Linked DNA regions of Homo sapiens: region 2 is linked to region 1. Evidence: chromatin contacts called from ENCODE Hi-C or POLR2A ChIA-PET data. All regions are on one chromosome and are shown on one strand. Each heading gives the region's core, a stretch centred on a gene start or an enhancer-like site at or near the end of the contact. The rest is flanking DNA. Distances are from core to core; before and after follow the strand shown. Region 1 has its middle 31 kb from the start of LINC02668. Region 2 has its middle 45 kb from the start of AKR1E2.

Region 1 (7,850 bases), core at 1,586-4,085:
GTGTGATTCCATGCACGAGTCTGTCTCCACTCAGTGACACTCTGGAGAGCTGGAAATGCCTCTGATTCATCTTTCAGTTGCCACAAAACCTAGCACAGAGCCTTGCCCTGTTAGGGAAATAGAAAGACCCCCTTTACTTATTTTATAATTTTCCCCAAGCGCTACACTTTGAGTGTAGGTGTCCGGAGAAGAATTGTGAGGAATGTTCTGATACATCAGCAATTTTTCCCCACCTTTTTGTATCTTATGCACCTGCTCCCAACCCCGTGTGTGTGTCTCAACCCCATCAGGAGTAGATGATGCAGCCCACAGCCCAGAGAGACACAATGGCACAAATTCCCAGCCCCGGAGTTCCATGTGCTGAGGTGCAGGCAGAGACAGTGGGTTTGGAAGGATGTTTTTATCTGAGAAACCCAGTCTCCCCCCCACCTCCAGACTAGCTGTGTTTCTCTAAATGGGAGGAAACGGAGAAAGAGTATCCTAAGTGGGAAAAGGACACTCAATGCCGCTGGGTTCCTGAGAAGGGACTTCGGCCCCGTTGCCCACCCCTGAGGACCAGAGAAAATGATGGGATCCCCGACAGGTGTGGGAATCCAGGCACAGAGAAAGCAAGGCTACCATCCCAGGGAAGGCCCCGGGGAGGCCCTGCACAGCACAGAAGCACCCACATGGGTGGCTGGTCTGTCCAGACGCAGTCCCCAAGATATTCTCCGTGCCCAGGTGGAGAGGGAAGCTGTGGAGTCATTTCCTCCATACCCCAAATAGAGGCTAGACTGGGAAGGAGTCGAGAGAGAGATGTGGAAAAGCCTTTTGACAAGAACAAAAGATAGTGGTGTTGACCAATGGCCTGGCCAGAGAGGACCCCCATAGAGAAGATACTTCCAGCAGAGGCCAGGTGACAAATGACAGGAAAGCACAGGCTGGCCCTTCCTGCAGGTGAGACACCCTGGAGACGAACCCAATTCCCAGAAAGGAGGGGCGGGGAGGCAGAGTCACCAGAGCATTGGCTGAAGTTTGTCTCTCCTGCCAGGCAGATGGCTCGCACACCACAGACCTGGGTCACCTGTCAACGAGGCACCTGTTTCTCTGGCCTGAATTCTAACCAAATATGTCTTTAAAAGTGAACCTACTCTTATCCCAGGTGCCTCCCCCGTGATGGGGGCACACTTTGGTTGGGGTCCCACATCTGGCTGAGACAGAACTCTGAACAGACAGAACACCTGTGGGAGGACAACAAGACCTCATCCCCATAGGCCTTCTTAACACTGTGTTTCTACCTCGTGCCCATTTCTTATGCAAGTCAGGAAAGCGTCCCGCGTCTCCAGCAACCACGCTGCACGTGGCTCGCCACTAGAACGGAAGCCCACAGGAACAGAGGCCCTCCTGGCCTTGTCTACCACGGTACCTGGAACAGAGTAGGTGTTCAATCACTGCTTTAGTCCATGAATGACACACATGTGGATTCACGGCCTGATGTGTAGAAACCCATACGTACACACAGGCAGGCATGAAGCTCGCTGTTGAAAGAGTTACGTAGGTCAGTACTTCTTAGGGAGACAAATATTCCCTGAGCCTCTAGATAGGCCCCTTAATTCTCACGACAGATATTCGTTTTGTTTGTTTGTTTTGTTTTGTTTTGAGACAGAGTCTTGCTCTGTCACCCAGGCTGGAGTGCCGTGGTACGATCTCAGCTCACTGCAACCTCCACCTCCCTGATTCAAGTGATTCCCCTGCCTAAGCCTCCTGAGTAGCTGGGATTACAGGCATGTGCCACCACACCCAGCTAATTTTTGTACTTTTAGTAGAGGTGGGGTTTCTCCATGTTGGCCAGGCTGATCTTGAACTCCTGACCTCAGGTGATCTGCCTACTCCAGCTTCCCAAGGTGCTAGGATGACAGGCGTGAGCCACCACGCCTGGCCACAATAGATATGCTTAAATGTAGGTGACAAATGACAGAATTTTGCTTTTTGGAAACAATGTGCTACTTTCAAAAACCCTAGCACAAGAAACCTTGAGACGACAGCCTCTGGGGAAGATGAGTCATGCAGCCACAATGGGTCTTGTGGTTTCAGCAAAGCCAGGGCAGTGCTATAGGAAAACTCAAAATGAGCCATATAAATCATTGTATTGGGTGATCTTCTTATGCATCCTTGGCACAAAAAAAAAATCTTCCTGGGATTTTCTTTTAAATAATCACAGGGGAGAGAGGAGTTAGGACTAAGCCGAGCATGGATGAAAGAATTTCAGCCACGAATTGGTAGTTCAGAAGTCTGGGTGATACGAACACAGTGATAGAATTTGTCTACTTTTACATATGTCTGAAATTTTCCACCTAAAAAGTTTTTGTGTTTTCAATGCACATCTGTCTCTGGGGCTGGGCCAGCGACTCCCACCCTGGAGGGAACAACATATCCCATCTGTTTCCTTGTGGCTTGTCAGAAAGAACGTTCAGGCTGCTGTATTCTGTCTAAATTCCAGAAATAGTCAGGACACTGCGACTTCCAAGCCTCATACCTGAGATAATTAGAACAAGAAGTCTGTGTTTGTATGTCCAAGATCACTAAAGAATTCAAGAAGCAAGCCAAAGAAAAAAATTATTTTACTAAAATTAACAACTGTAATGATCCCGAATCCATGTTATTTGTACATATGAACTTTCTGAAATGCATGATATTTATATCCAGCAAAGAATGTCTTTTCTTAGCCCAAGAAAAATAAGAAGAGTGAAGTCAAGCTGGCCAGGAAACAGTGGAATGGGTCTGTGTGTTCACCCAGACAGCGTGAGTCAAGGAGGGTTCCACGCTGGGATGATTTCTGACCTACTCATCAATCAGACCTAAGATGAGTGGCCTCAGGTTACTGTCGTAAAAATGCTAGTAGCTACAGAGCAGAGCCTGCTCCAGGCTTTGGGAAAAAGCTGCTGGAACTGGCTGGCTTGTATTTCCTTCCAGAGCCCAGATGCCTCCTGGGTTGTTCCGGTCTGCTGAGCAGATCCCCGAATTTCTAGAAAAATTAGAAACATGGAATCAATGTCATTACCTTTGCAGGGATCAAAGTAAATGGTGAGGCAAAATATGAATCTGGGAGAAGAAGGTTTTCCAGGTTAAGGAATGGCATTTCCAGATGACAGGGATGTGAGGACAGCACATTTGATCAGGGGCTGTGCTACTTCTGACTCGTCTTTTTCCTTGTCTTATGTTCCAGCACTGAAGTTAGTTTCCCATACTCTTTTTTTGTTTTTGTTTTTTTTTTTTGAGACGATGTCTCACTCTGTCACCCAGGCTGGAGTGCAATGTTGTGATCTTGGCTCACTGCAACCTCCGCCTCCTGGGTTCAAGCAATTCTCCTGCCTCAGCCTCCAGATTAGCTGGGATTACAGGCACCCTGCCACCACACCTGGCTAATTTTTGTATTTTTAATAGAGACGGAGTTTCACCATGTTGGCCAGGCTGGTCTAGAACTCCTGACCTCAGGTGATCTGCCCGCCTTGGCCTCCCAAAGTGCTGGGATTATAAGCGTGAGCCACCGCACCTGGCCAGGTTCCATACATTCTTTATCCTCTTATTCTTTGTCTTTTGCAAGAAGGGTTTAAAGAGGCTTATAACAATATATGGACTTTAGAAACTCAACAGTAAAAATCAAAAATATAAATTATTGATTTTGAATATGCTTATGCAATTTTAATGGCATAAGGACAATATCTGGAAGAGAATAGGTAAGAATGTTAGTAGTGTGTTAGGGTGGTAAAATTATACGTGAGTGTTTTTATTTTATTAATTAAAATATTTTTATAGTTAAATACAAAAGAAAATTAGAGGCTTAGAGTTACTTGCTATATTCTGCTGAATTCATCATAACAGGCCATCTATGAAAGAGGAAGACACATTCATCTTTTCAAGTGAGAAAAAAATTAAATATCCAAAGCTTATTTGTGTCCTTATAGTAATTTAGTGTTGAAACTTGAAATATAATATTTTTAAAGATCTACTTCATAATTTTCAGACAAATGCAGGCTGAGATTCTGCTCCTGCCATTTTGACAGGAAGAGCTACTGAAATGCTGGTGCTCCTTCTTACTTGTAATATGAGGATGATAATAAAAGCGACCTCACTGTCAAAAAAAATGAAGTGAATGATGAAATCAGAACGCGAAGAAAGGTAGGGAAAACAAGAAGCAAATAAGAAATACTGCACATTCATTAGAGATGAGCCACAGATTGGGCTCTGAGCTGTCAAAAGATTCTCCAGCCAGGAAAACATACCAGAGACAGGCCAGGAGTGTACATAAGATGAATCCAGACTTGCTTCTTGGGAAACACATTCCTGGAACAAGATCATAGAGAAATTCCTCTTGGAAGTCTGTTGTTAGAGAGAGTAAGGGGCCATCTTATCTTCCAAGGAGTCTGCTTTGCAGTGGAAGAACAGGGCACAAGATCGACAAAGTTAATGATACAATGTAAAAAATGAAAAGCAATTTTAAGTTACCATAACTATTTTTATGGAGAGGAATGCTTGTGAACAGTAGCACGTAGAGCTAAGCAGTGACTCTGTCTTCTTTAGGAAATCAATGTACCCAGTCTTCAGCCTTCTTCTGGGATATACCTTTTTTGATATGCTCATGGGCACCTGACCTTCTCTGTTCCTGGGTCCTGCTCTGTAAAAGGAGCCAAGTACCACCCATCACCAACACCATCATCCTCACCATCATTATAACCATCACCATCACAATCAGAAACACCATCACCACCATCACCAGCATCATAAGCATCACCAACACAATCAGAAACACAACACCATCAAAAATGCCACCAGAAACACTATCAACAACAGCAAAACTATCACCATAATCATCACCAACACCATCAGAAACACCACCAACACCATCATCACTGTGACCAATACCACCATGAACACCCACACCATCATGATCAACACCATCACCAACACCATCAAAAATGTTGTCAGAAATACCATTACTAACAGCAAAATGATCATTACCATCGTCAACACAATCAGAAACACCATTATCATCACCACCAACACCGTTATTATTGTACTAGTCCATTTGTACACTGCTATAAAGAAATACCTGAGACTGGATAATTTATAAAGGAAATAGGATTAATTGATTCACAGTTCCACATGGCTGGGGAGGCCTCAGGAAACTTACAGTCATAGCAGAAGGCAAAGGGGAAGCAAGCCTCTTCTTCACAAGGTAGCAGGAGAGAGAAGAGCAAAGGAGGAACTTTCAGACACTTATAAAACCATCAGATCTCGTGAGACTTATTATCACAAGAAAAGCAGGGGAGAAACTGCCCCCATGATCCAATCACCTTCCTCCCTCAACACGTGGGGATTACAGGTCCCTCCCTAGACATGTGGGGATTACAGTTTGAAATGAGATTTGAGTGGGGACACAGAACCAAATCATATCCATCATCAACACCAATAACATCACCAATACCAACAATATCATAAACCCCATTAGAAACACCATCACCAACAGTGAAATCATCACCATCATCATCACCAACACCATCAGAAAAACACTATCAAAAACAATGGACCAATCACCAACACCATTATGGTATCATCACCATCACCAGTACCATCACCAGTGGCATTACTATCACCATCATCACCACCATCTTCATCATCTCCATCATCGTTACCAACACCATCACCACCAACACCATCACCATCACCACCCCCAGATAACCACCCGCAGCAACACCATCACCATCACGAACACTATTTAAGGCACTTAAGTGGGGACTAAACATCTCAAAAATCAAGCCAGTGAGGAGTCAGACATTAGCTTATTTTGTTATAACGTTCTAGAAAATAAAGTCTCCTAAATTACCCAATACTGTATCTGAAGACAACCGTAAGAAGTTTTCTGTTTTCTTTAGGAAATCTTCACCAACAAGGAAATTAGTAATGGCAATTTACTCAAAAGTAAGGTTGTTAATAATAAAGTTTTAGTGTTAGCTCAAAGAGATATTGAGCCAAGGAGTAAGGTGAAAATGAAGATTCTTTGTCAGAGGATGAGAAAGAGCCCATTAAAGGCCAATAAGAGTGGCACTGACAGACAGGATCAGGCCACACAGATGAAGCTGTCACCTAAGTCGCCCGTTCACCTTGTTATTGGCAAAGGCAGGTCTTCCCACATTTTACTTTGCACAAGAATGAGTTAAGAGAGAACAAACAATATAAGGCCTAAAAAAAAGAAAAAAATGTGTGTGTGTTGCATGTCAGGGCTTGAGGGCAGTGCAAGGTCTCATCTCTGGGAGTGATGTTTAATGGGACCCAAGAGAGGCACCGAAACCCCTCAGTAGAAGGTCACAAGGTCATGACCTCATGAAGGAGGAGTAGATCATCAGAAGGGAAAAGGGAGGGTCAAGAAGAAACTATGGAACATGAGAGTTAAAATAATTGTGTAGAATGGACTGAAAGAACCCATTTTCCAGAAACATACCTGAACTTGAAAACAGACCACTGCATAACTGGACCGAGAATTGAATGTAGGGCCCAAAACATAAACAACATAAAGACAGAAGAGTTGAAATGTGTTTGGAGCCATAAATAACATAATTGCTGCTGCTGAATCATGAAGCCAGTCACTGGGTGATAAGCTTGACAGTCAGAGGAAGAGGATGAAGAGATGAAGGGTGGGCAAAATGGCTCTGCACTAAGTGACAGGGAGCAGAGGGAATACACGAATAAATAGCTTCCTAGAGTCGATTCCATAATGAATAGGGAAAAAGCAAAGAAAACGTGAAAAGCAAACCTCGCAGGCTACACAAGTTCCATGCCCACAATGTGTTAGGCAGATCATTCTGGCAACATTTTTAAACTAATGAATGAAGAATAATATTTAAACAAAAATTCCTGCAAGTATGCAGGTGGTTGGCATAGGGTAGAGGGGAGGACAGAAAATGTAGTAATAGAATATTAATTTCATTCATATACAAAGAAACATGCAATACCAGCTGCTGTAGATGAAGGGCAATGATGCTGAGTGGTGAAGATGGCAGAGAGATGACCCCAGGGATGCAAGACATCTGAAAATATGCCAGACGCTCTTTCTAAAAGAGAATACTTCAGGCTCCTTGTAACTGAAAAACTGACAGAAGGGAAAGAACTCTGCAGAGGAGGGCGGAGGACAGAGCCTGGAGGAGGAAATGCTCCCTGTCTGCAGGAATCCAGACACTGACACTCAGTTGAGCAAAAAGAAAACCATCTGAGTGGCTGTAGAGATCAGGGTTGTTTTTGTAAGCTCCTTTCCATTGTTTTATATTAGGAAGTTCAGTTTACCCAGCCAGCCTCGCCTACATCACAGGACAAGTCCATTTTTCAATCCCATCTCCAAAGAGCAAGGTTTATTTAAGTTGTTAGCAATGTGCAACTTAGTTTGAAGGAAAATGTCAAATGCAATTACAGTAGCACCGAAACTGACCTGTTTTAAAGGTGATTTCATTTAAGAACGATCTACTGTTTCCCAAACTACTAGTATCTTAGCAAGAAATGTTGAAATACGAAACACTTCGGAAGTGACATTAAAAAAAGCCAAAAGAGAAACCATAATTTTGACCCACATTTCTAGACCCGGGGTTTACCTCAGCGATGACAACACCTGTGGGCTGAGAACAAGGGCAAAAATAAACAAGAAGAATCTCACAGAGCACCACAAGATCACGGAGAAATTATGAAGGGAAAGCTCACTCTCCAAATAGAAGACACATGACAAGTTCAACAGGTTCAAATCATTTAATGATGACCCAACGCGGAGTTGCTGAAAGATCAAGGGCGCCTCCTGCTGTTTCTTAAAGTAGAATCTGACTTAAGGG
Region 2 (7,850 bases), core at 2,520-5,019, 1.6 Mb before region 1:
CATTTTAGAAGGAATAGACCAAGCATGCATGAAATTTATGTAAGTGCTGTTGGCAGAAACATTACATATTTCCCCCTTTCAAATTGAAATTTTGAAACATTAAAACATGGTATTTATGACATAAAGTGAAATGTCTCACTCTATCCAAACATGTATTTCTCAGGCTTTCTATATTTATATAAAAAATAATGTTTCCCTTAACATTTTGCTAGTTTTCTCTCGTCATTAATTATATAAAGAGATCTAATTTAATATTTGCCAATGTTTTATTCACAAATGTGCTTCGTTGAAGAAGTAAATGGTTTAAATATTTTTATGATTTTATTTGGTCCAAACAGGTTTAGACCACCGTTTACCCAAATAGATTTGCTTTTGAAAACTCCAAATGGCAAAAAAGTTATATTTTTAGTATCAACATTTTGGATGTTTAGGGAAAGTTACTATTATATTGATATTGGTATAAATCGCAAATTTTCCAGCAGTCATTTTTAAAACCAGGATTTATTCAGACAGCAAGTAGTAAATTTATTTGAGATGATTATTTATACAAATAAAATATCTCTATTTGTTAAAACCTTAGGTACTGATTCTTATGAAGATGAGAGTCAATAACTCAGAAATAGCCAAATAATATTTGAAGGGAATTGACCTGCCAGTGGGGCCTCACATAATGTTAATCTTGGTTGTATATTAAAATAATGACAGCAATGATAGCTAACATTTCACGAGTAATTACTAACCACAAGGCACTGTAAGTTATGCCTTATATATATTATCTCATTTAATCCTCATAAGCAACTTATGAGGTAGATAATACTATTACCATTTTGAAAGCAGATAAAACTGAGGCTTTACAGATACTACAGATATTGTCCACTGTCATTCCACCAGGAAGTATCAGAAGGAAGTCTCTAACTCTATAACCTGTGGTCTTAGCCACTGTTCTACACAGTCAATGGTGAACAGAGGGGTGGGGTTACAAGACTATGGTACCTGCATGGATCCTAGAGGCTATAAATACATATATTTGCCTGGACAAAACTAACAACACGACAACCTGTAGTTGTTATTGTAACACTTTTCAATTTCAGATCAGGATGTGAGGTCTGACAGGTATCAGTAGCTAAGGGAACAGGCTGGACAGACTCTCTGATACCCTGGCTATCTTACACATTTTTGGGAATAATGATTGTTGTAACTGTAGGTTAAATGTGCTGAATTACAATGAACCAGTCACAACATTACCTTTTCCAAGTCATTCACGAAAGATGTGATGTTAGGTCAGATTGCACATATTTCTTTGGGGCATTCCTAGAATATTGTCCTTATGAAATTCCAATGCTGTATTTAAGAATACATTAAAGAAAAAGAGAGAGCTACCAATAGACTGATGAAGGAGAACCCATTTTGCTGGTGTTATCTGGACGTTGAGCTAAACAGGATGCAGGCAGTTGTATTCTAAAGTCATAACTATAAAACATATAATTTTTGAAATCTAAGCAAAGGCTATATAAATATAATTACTTTCCCTAAACTACTTATTGTCTTATTTCTAACTGTAGTAAGCAATTACCTCTCCAGCTAATATTTACGGAATCCATTTCAATAAGAAACAAGGAAAAAAGTAGAAGATTAATTTTTTTAGCCATACTTAACCTCTCAGTCACATTTTAACATGTCTTCACTGCTCCAAAATGTGGCACATATGCACTTGGAAATAGAAATTGAAGTTTGACTTGGTGGATATGGTCCATATATTAAAAGATACGGTCAGAAAAGGCATTTCTTGAGCTGTATCATTAACTTACTGTGAAGTATAGGGTGTAGACAAATGACTGCTAACGGAGCAGCCTACCTGTGTAACGGAACTTCAGTTTGGTCTGAAAACAATGGTCAGTGTTTGAATGTTGGGGTTTCACACAGGAGAGATGAATACAGTGGCTTTCCAGGGGCCGTTAATATGTGGAGTGGAGAAGCAGTCTAGGAATGGCCTTCTCACCAGGGAAGAGAGAACAGGAGTGTATAACTGTTCATCAACATCAGAACTGAAAGTTTTTGGTAAGGTATTACTTGCTGGTCATCTTCCAGACCCATTTCCATTACCTATTGGCTTTGTGTGGCTGTTTAGATAATGCCACATGAGATGCTCAGAATTTTGGACTGAGAAACCTGCTGATCAGCCAGATATATCCAGCGATCACTGGATTTTCTAAATAATTTCTGTTGTTCACTCTTCATTTCTCTACCTGGCAATCTCAGCAACTACCAACTCAAAGAGGAAGAAGACGTTCATTCCCATAATACCCTTCTTACTTCTCTAGGAAGCTGGTCTTGAATATCCTCAACTGCACAGAATTAGATCATATGACCCACTTAGCCACTTTTAAGGCCAGACATTCCCCCAGAAGAAGGGCCTGGGAACCATGCTCTCCAGCTGCTTCTGACTAGGGTGGTAAGACACACTAGCAGCTCGGTTTCATGTCAAGTGACATGGGCAGCTTTCTTCTAAAGCTTGATTTCACTGTGTGCCAGAATGCCTGTGTGGAACTCTAGTCTCAGAAGCTAAGCTATCAAGTTGTACTTGGGAAAATCCCAGGTGTGATGAAATTCTAATACCAGGGGCAACAAACCATGTCGTAGAGCTGGATAGGGAAAATACTGTCATTGGCAGAGTGAGCACACAAACATTACCTTGAGTCTGTCTTCGGTCTCTGGGGCTTGCTTCCTCATGGTTTTTCTATAGTGTGTTTTGTTATAGAAATAACTGCACATGACCTAAACACGTGTTTAGGGAGGACTGCTGCTCTCTCCACTGCCCCCAGGGTATGTTGTTGGATAGGTGATCCCTAGTAAATCCTGCTGTGGAAGAATATTAGAACATATTTCATGGATGCCTAAAGATAACGATGCTCCCACAACGTTATGTGAACATGTTCCTCACGGATAGGAAAGGGAATAGGGAAAGAACAAAGGATGTGGGGTCAGGGGCCCATAATGGAGGTTCAACTTTCAACTACTGAGTTTGAAATCCTGAATTCATCATTTACTTAAGAGAACTAAGAGTTAAGTAAGAAATTATCAAGCTCTCCTTTTATTAGCAGGGTTCTTTACTGCTATCGAAAGATAGAGATGCATGTAAGAAACTTGAGATTAAAGAGAAATAAGGTCACATTTTTGCAGATCCGAGTTAGAGCTCTAAATTTTGTTTCCCCTTAAATATTGCTTTTGACTGATTCTCTTCATGTGTGGGTAGAGTATCTTATAGTTCTGTATGTGTATTTTTATTTGTTCTTTTTCAGCTTCTGAAAATATTTCATTATGGCTTTTCAAACAATTCTCCAATATTTATTCTGAGCCTATTATGTACAGTAAGATACAATCATTAACTTTAAGAAACTTACAGTTCAGTTGAGGGGTCAGAACTTATGTGTATATAATCATACAACAATGTAATATAAATGCTAAATTTGTGACACAGACTAATAATGTTAAAGTATTGTAGTTGAGAGTTAACTGCAAATTGCTTGGGATGTCTAGAATAAAAAAACTTGGAGCTTATGGGATGCATGACATATGATACACTGCCAATAATAATAACCATTGTTAATGGTAAAAAAAAAATATGTGTGTGAATGTGTGTAATTTGGCTCCATAGACTTGCATCGAGAGAAGAAGGAGAGGTGAATGGGGGGAAATATCAGAATGATGACTCATACAGTTGTTGCAGCAATTAAGAGATTAAGAGGGATGTTTCATTGTTATAATGGAAAGGGGATAGAGAATTAAAGAGCTCTGCTTACTGTCATGATGGATTATATGCACGCAGCAGAAGAGGAAAGAAGTACCGCTGACAGGAAGACCTAGGGTCTTTTTTAGCCAGAGGTCTCTATAGACATGCCATCAATAGTAATGGCAACCGCAGTGTATCATCGTGACGATGTGCTTAATCAGGGCTCAGGTGTTGAGGATGTAGACTTGGGAGAGCCCCTTGTTGGTGTGCTTAAGGCATCCTGGTTTCAGTCAGGTCAGGTCCCCTCACCTAATACTGGCCTGAGGCCCAAGACCAAGATACAAGGACTGAGGCTGGTAAGTGATTTGAAGCAGTGCCTGATATTCATGCAAGAAGCTAGAAATGTCAGTTGCTGCTTGAGGTAAACATTTGTTTTCCAGAGTAAATGTTACAGCTTCTGCTTCTCATAACAGTGTCATTCAAGCATGTGTCTAAAGGACAGCAAGACATCATGGAAATAGCTTTCATTCTTAATCCATATTTGTGTTAAACTATAGAATCATTTAATCCACCAGCTCATTGTGATCATCAAAACAGAGAAGCTGCAAAATATTTCCTTCATTATAAAAATAAAACCAAGTGCTGCTCTCTGCTTCAGATTCCTTTTGAATACTAATGCATAAAAGCCAAGATTAAATTAATCTCAGCTGTCTCAGTCACACTTGGCTAATGAATCATAAAATAGTTTCATCTTCGTATGACAAGTTGCCCTTGATGGCAAATTAAAATCTTAATAAGGGTTTTTAAAATACGCATGCATATATACATGCACAATCTCTTTCATTAGAGCCCAATGTCAAAATACAAATTCTTGCTTTGCATTTCAGATATTGTAAACTTTTGAGAACATCTTCTAGATCTTTTTATCTGGTGGCTTCAAATTCTGTGTATGCAAATGCCTTTAACTTAACCTTCGAAATAATTGTTTTGGAAATCTTGATAGAGTTATTGGATAGTGGTTTGTTTTTAAAAATTATATGTATGTCATTTGTTAACTACTTACTTAAATAATGCAAAAATTAATGGTATAATTTTCTACCTCCCATGCTTCCTCAAGAACGGTGGCTTCTTTGGGGCCATGATGTAACGGAGATGTCAGAGACCAATTACAGAGGCAGATTGCCGCAGTGCTAGGGAGGAGAAAATTTTGGAAAAGGAGATGAAATGAATAAATAACAAAAGCAGTAACAGCAAATTAAACTTTAGCTTGAATTTTATATAGCACGTACTGGTAAAAATATTGTTTCAAATAACAGTGGCTGTATGGAACAGTGCTTCTCAAACTTTCATATGCACACACACCACCCGGAAATCTTGCTAAGTGTAGATTCTTACTCAGTAGATCTCAGGTGGAGACAAGAGTGCATTTCTAACCAGCTACCTGTGATGCTGATGTGCCTGATCCATGGGAAACATTTTGACAAGCAAGGCACAGCATAACGCACATGTAAATAGAATATTTTATTTTGTTGAAGATATAAATCCAATTTTAGAAAAAGGTGTATCTAAGCAGGTAGTTATAGTTTTTCTACATATGGCAAATTAGCCGGCTAACTTCAAATACCTTTTTCTGCCTACCTTTGAATTCTCTTTCTTGGAATTCTCAACATTGGCTTAATCTCATATGAGATTTGACTCAAGGGATTCCTAATGAGACATATTAGTTTAGTTGTTTTTTTAAAAGAAAAGTGAGAAAAATGGCAAAATATAAATTAAGAAGAAAAGCATAATTTTAAAATGATTATTACTTTTTTATTTGATTTGTTGGCTGGAAAAGGGTATGGCATTTTATATTTCTCAAAGTGGATTTAAAACAAGATTTAGAATATTACATCTAATTCTAACAATTTACTAATCATCAATAATTCTTACTTAAGCACCAAATCTGATGCTCACTGGAACAAGTATGTATTCAATTGTAATAATGTTTATGCCAGGTTAAAACTCCAATCCAAATGCCAAGACATTTAGAAAACTAAATTCTTAGATGTTATCTCAGGACTTTTTTTTCTCTTTTTCCAAAGAGAGAACAATGTTATTGATGCACTGACCTTTCTCCCAGATTCTAAACTCAAATGATTGTTTAAAAAGCAAAACTCTTACAGTCAAACTGCATACTTATTGTTTGAATGCTTCATAGCAAATCTCTTTAATAGATGTATTAGAATAAAATGTTTGTTGCACATCAATTCTATTATCCTTTTTTGTAGAATGCAGAGCCGAGGTACACTGTGACATCCAAGACTGCTGCCGGTTCTAGAAAAGCCGAATATAAGGAACAGGAGTCCGTTAGGGGCTTCTTTTATAGATGAGTCATATAAAACCATATGGAAAGACCCGAGGAAGATTTACCCATTGTTAAATTTAAATTCCTTTGAGTTATGGGAATTTAATTTTAGAAATATATACTTGGATTATGATATTTTTGCCTAGTGTGACAATACAAAGTGATAGGACTCAAACAAAAGATTCCTAACAACAGTAATATGCTACTCTTTCATTAGAAAACTATGAATCAGTGACTTTTAATGTGACATAACTGTTTTTATTGCAAAATATTTTCATATATTAAGTGTCAAATGACTATCACCTAAAACAAATTAAATTTTTACACATTTAAAAATTACGGGCATTACGTATTTTAAAATAAACTTTTTATTTTAGAGTGGCTTTAGGTTTATAGAAAAATTGTAACAATTAGAGGGTTTCCACACATCCCCCACTGTTTCCTCCTTCTGTCATTAGCATCTGATCTTAGTATGGTGCATGTGTCACAATTAATAAAGCAATATCAACATATTATTCCCTAAAGCCCCTAATGTATTTAGATTTTCTTGTTTTTTACCTATGTATTTATTTAATTTTTCTGTCCCAGGATCCTACCCCACCCAGGACACCATGTTAGTTACAGTTATTATGTCTTTTTAGGCTTCTGGCTATGACAGCTTCTCAGATTTTGTTTCTAATGACCTTTTTTGACGGTTTCAAGGAGTACTGGTTAGATGTTTTTCAAAATATGCCTAAACTTGAATTTGTCTGTTGTTTTCTTTTTTCTCATTATTAGACTGAGGTTGTGATTGTTGGGAATAAGATTACAGAGGTAAAATGCCATTTCTATCACATCAGTACTGGCTATTTGCTGTTATTGCTAACATATCACTGTTGATGTTAGCTTTGAACACCTGGTAAGGTAGGGTTTTTCAGGGGTTTCCATGACAAAGTGTCCGATTTTGTCCACTTTTCCACTCTGTATTCTTAGAAAGGGAAGTCATGGCTGGACGCGGTGGCCCAGGCCTGTAACCCCAGCACTTTGGGAGGCCGAGGCGGGCGGATCATGAAGTCAGGAGATCGAGACCATCCTGGCTAACACGGTGAAACCCTGTCTCTACTAAAAATACAAAAAATTAGCCGGGCATGGTGGCGGGTGCCTGTAGTCCCAGCTATAGCCTGGGTGACAGAGCAAGACTCTGTCTCAAAAAAAAAATAAATAAATAAATAAAAAATAAAGGGAAGTCACTATGTAGCCATTGCCACACTTAAGAAGTAGGGAGTCCTGTTCCAACTTTCTGATGGCAGAATATCTACAATGATTATTACGAATTATTTTGCATGAGAGATATGTCTATTCTTCTTGTTAATTGTTAATATTTACTTGTTAATTCATTCAGCTGTTGATATCAGTATGGATTCATAAATATTTATTTTATATTTTGGGTTATGACCCAATAGTATGTGCTTTATTTACTTTACTTATTTAAGTTTTTCCGTCTCTGGCCATTGGGAGCCCTTTCAGTTCTCTCTTGGGTTCTTCCAACATACTCATAGCATTGTGGGTTTGTTGTTCTTTTGTTTGTTTTTAAACTTTCTGACCTTCTGGCACTACAGTGATGCTAGGGCTTATCTTGTAAATTACCTGGACCAGTCCTGGACTCAGACATTTCTTCAGTAAGTCCTGGTTCCTTCCACTGGAAGATGGTATTAGAAACCAAGATCTAGGTGCTAGGTATGGAGGCTGCTATTGGTGGGTCATTGCTTCTAGGTCCTCTCAGTTGACACAGCA

Evidence for each region. A loop is a pair of places that touch in the nucleus more often than their neighbours do. ChIA-PET counts read pairs that join two places held with the same protein, here RNA polymerase II (POLR2A). Pooled maps may share reads with other maps.
Region 2: a loop to region 1 is called in a map of gastrocnemius medialis, with 3 times the contacts of the local background. The contact joins two enhancer-like sites. A Hi-C loop is called at or near these places in 16 of 168 maps with a recorded cell type or tissue (A673, K562, Right ventricle myocardium superior and 9 more) and 16 of 50 pooled maps. POLR2A ChIA-PET finds 5 or more read pairs at or near these places in 2 of 52 experiments (PC-9 and activated T-cell).

The regions. Positions count from the first base shown.
Region 1 is chr10:3,222,141-3,229,990 of GRCh38, reverse strand. No RefSeq gene overlaps it. Among named protein-coding and RNA genes, the nearest start is that of LINC02668, 31 kb to the left of the region's middle. Within about 2 kb of position 2,835, at least 8 of the 41 ENCODE cell types and tissues checked have a DNase peak (open chromatin) inside an H3K27ac peak, as active enhancers do.
Region 2 is chr10:4,776,875-4,784,724 of GRCh38, reverse strand. No RefSeq gene overlaps it. Among named protein-coding and RNA genes, the nearest start is that of AKR1E2, 45 kb to the left of the region's middle. Within about 2 kb of position 3,769, at least 2 of the 41 ENCODE cell types and tissues checked have a DNase peak (open chromatin) inside an H3K27ac peak, as active enhancers do.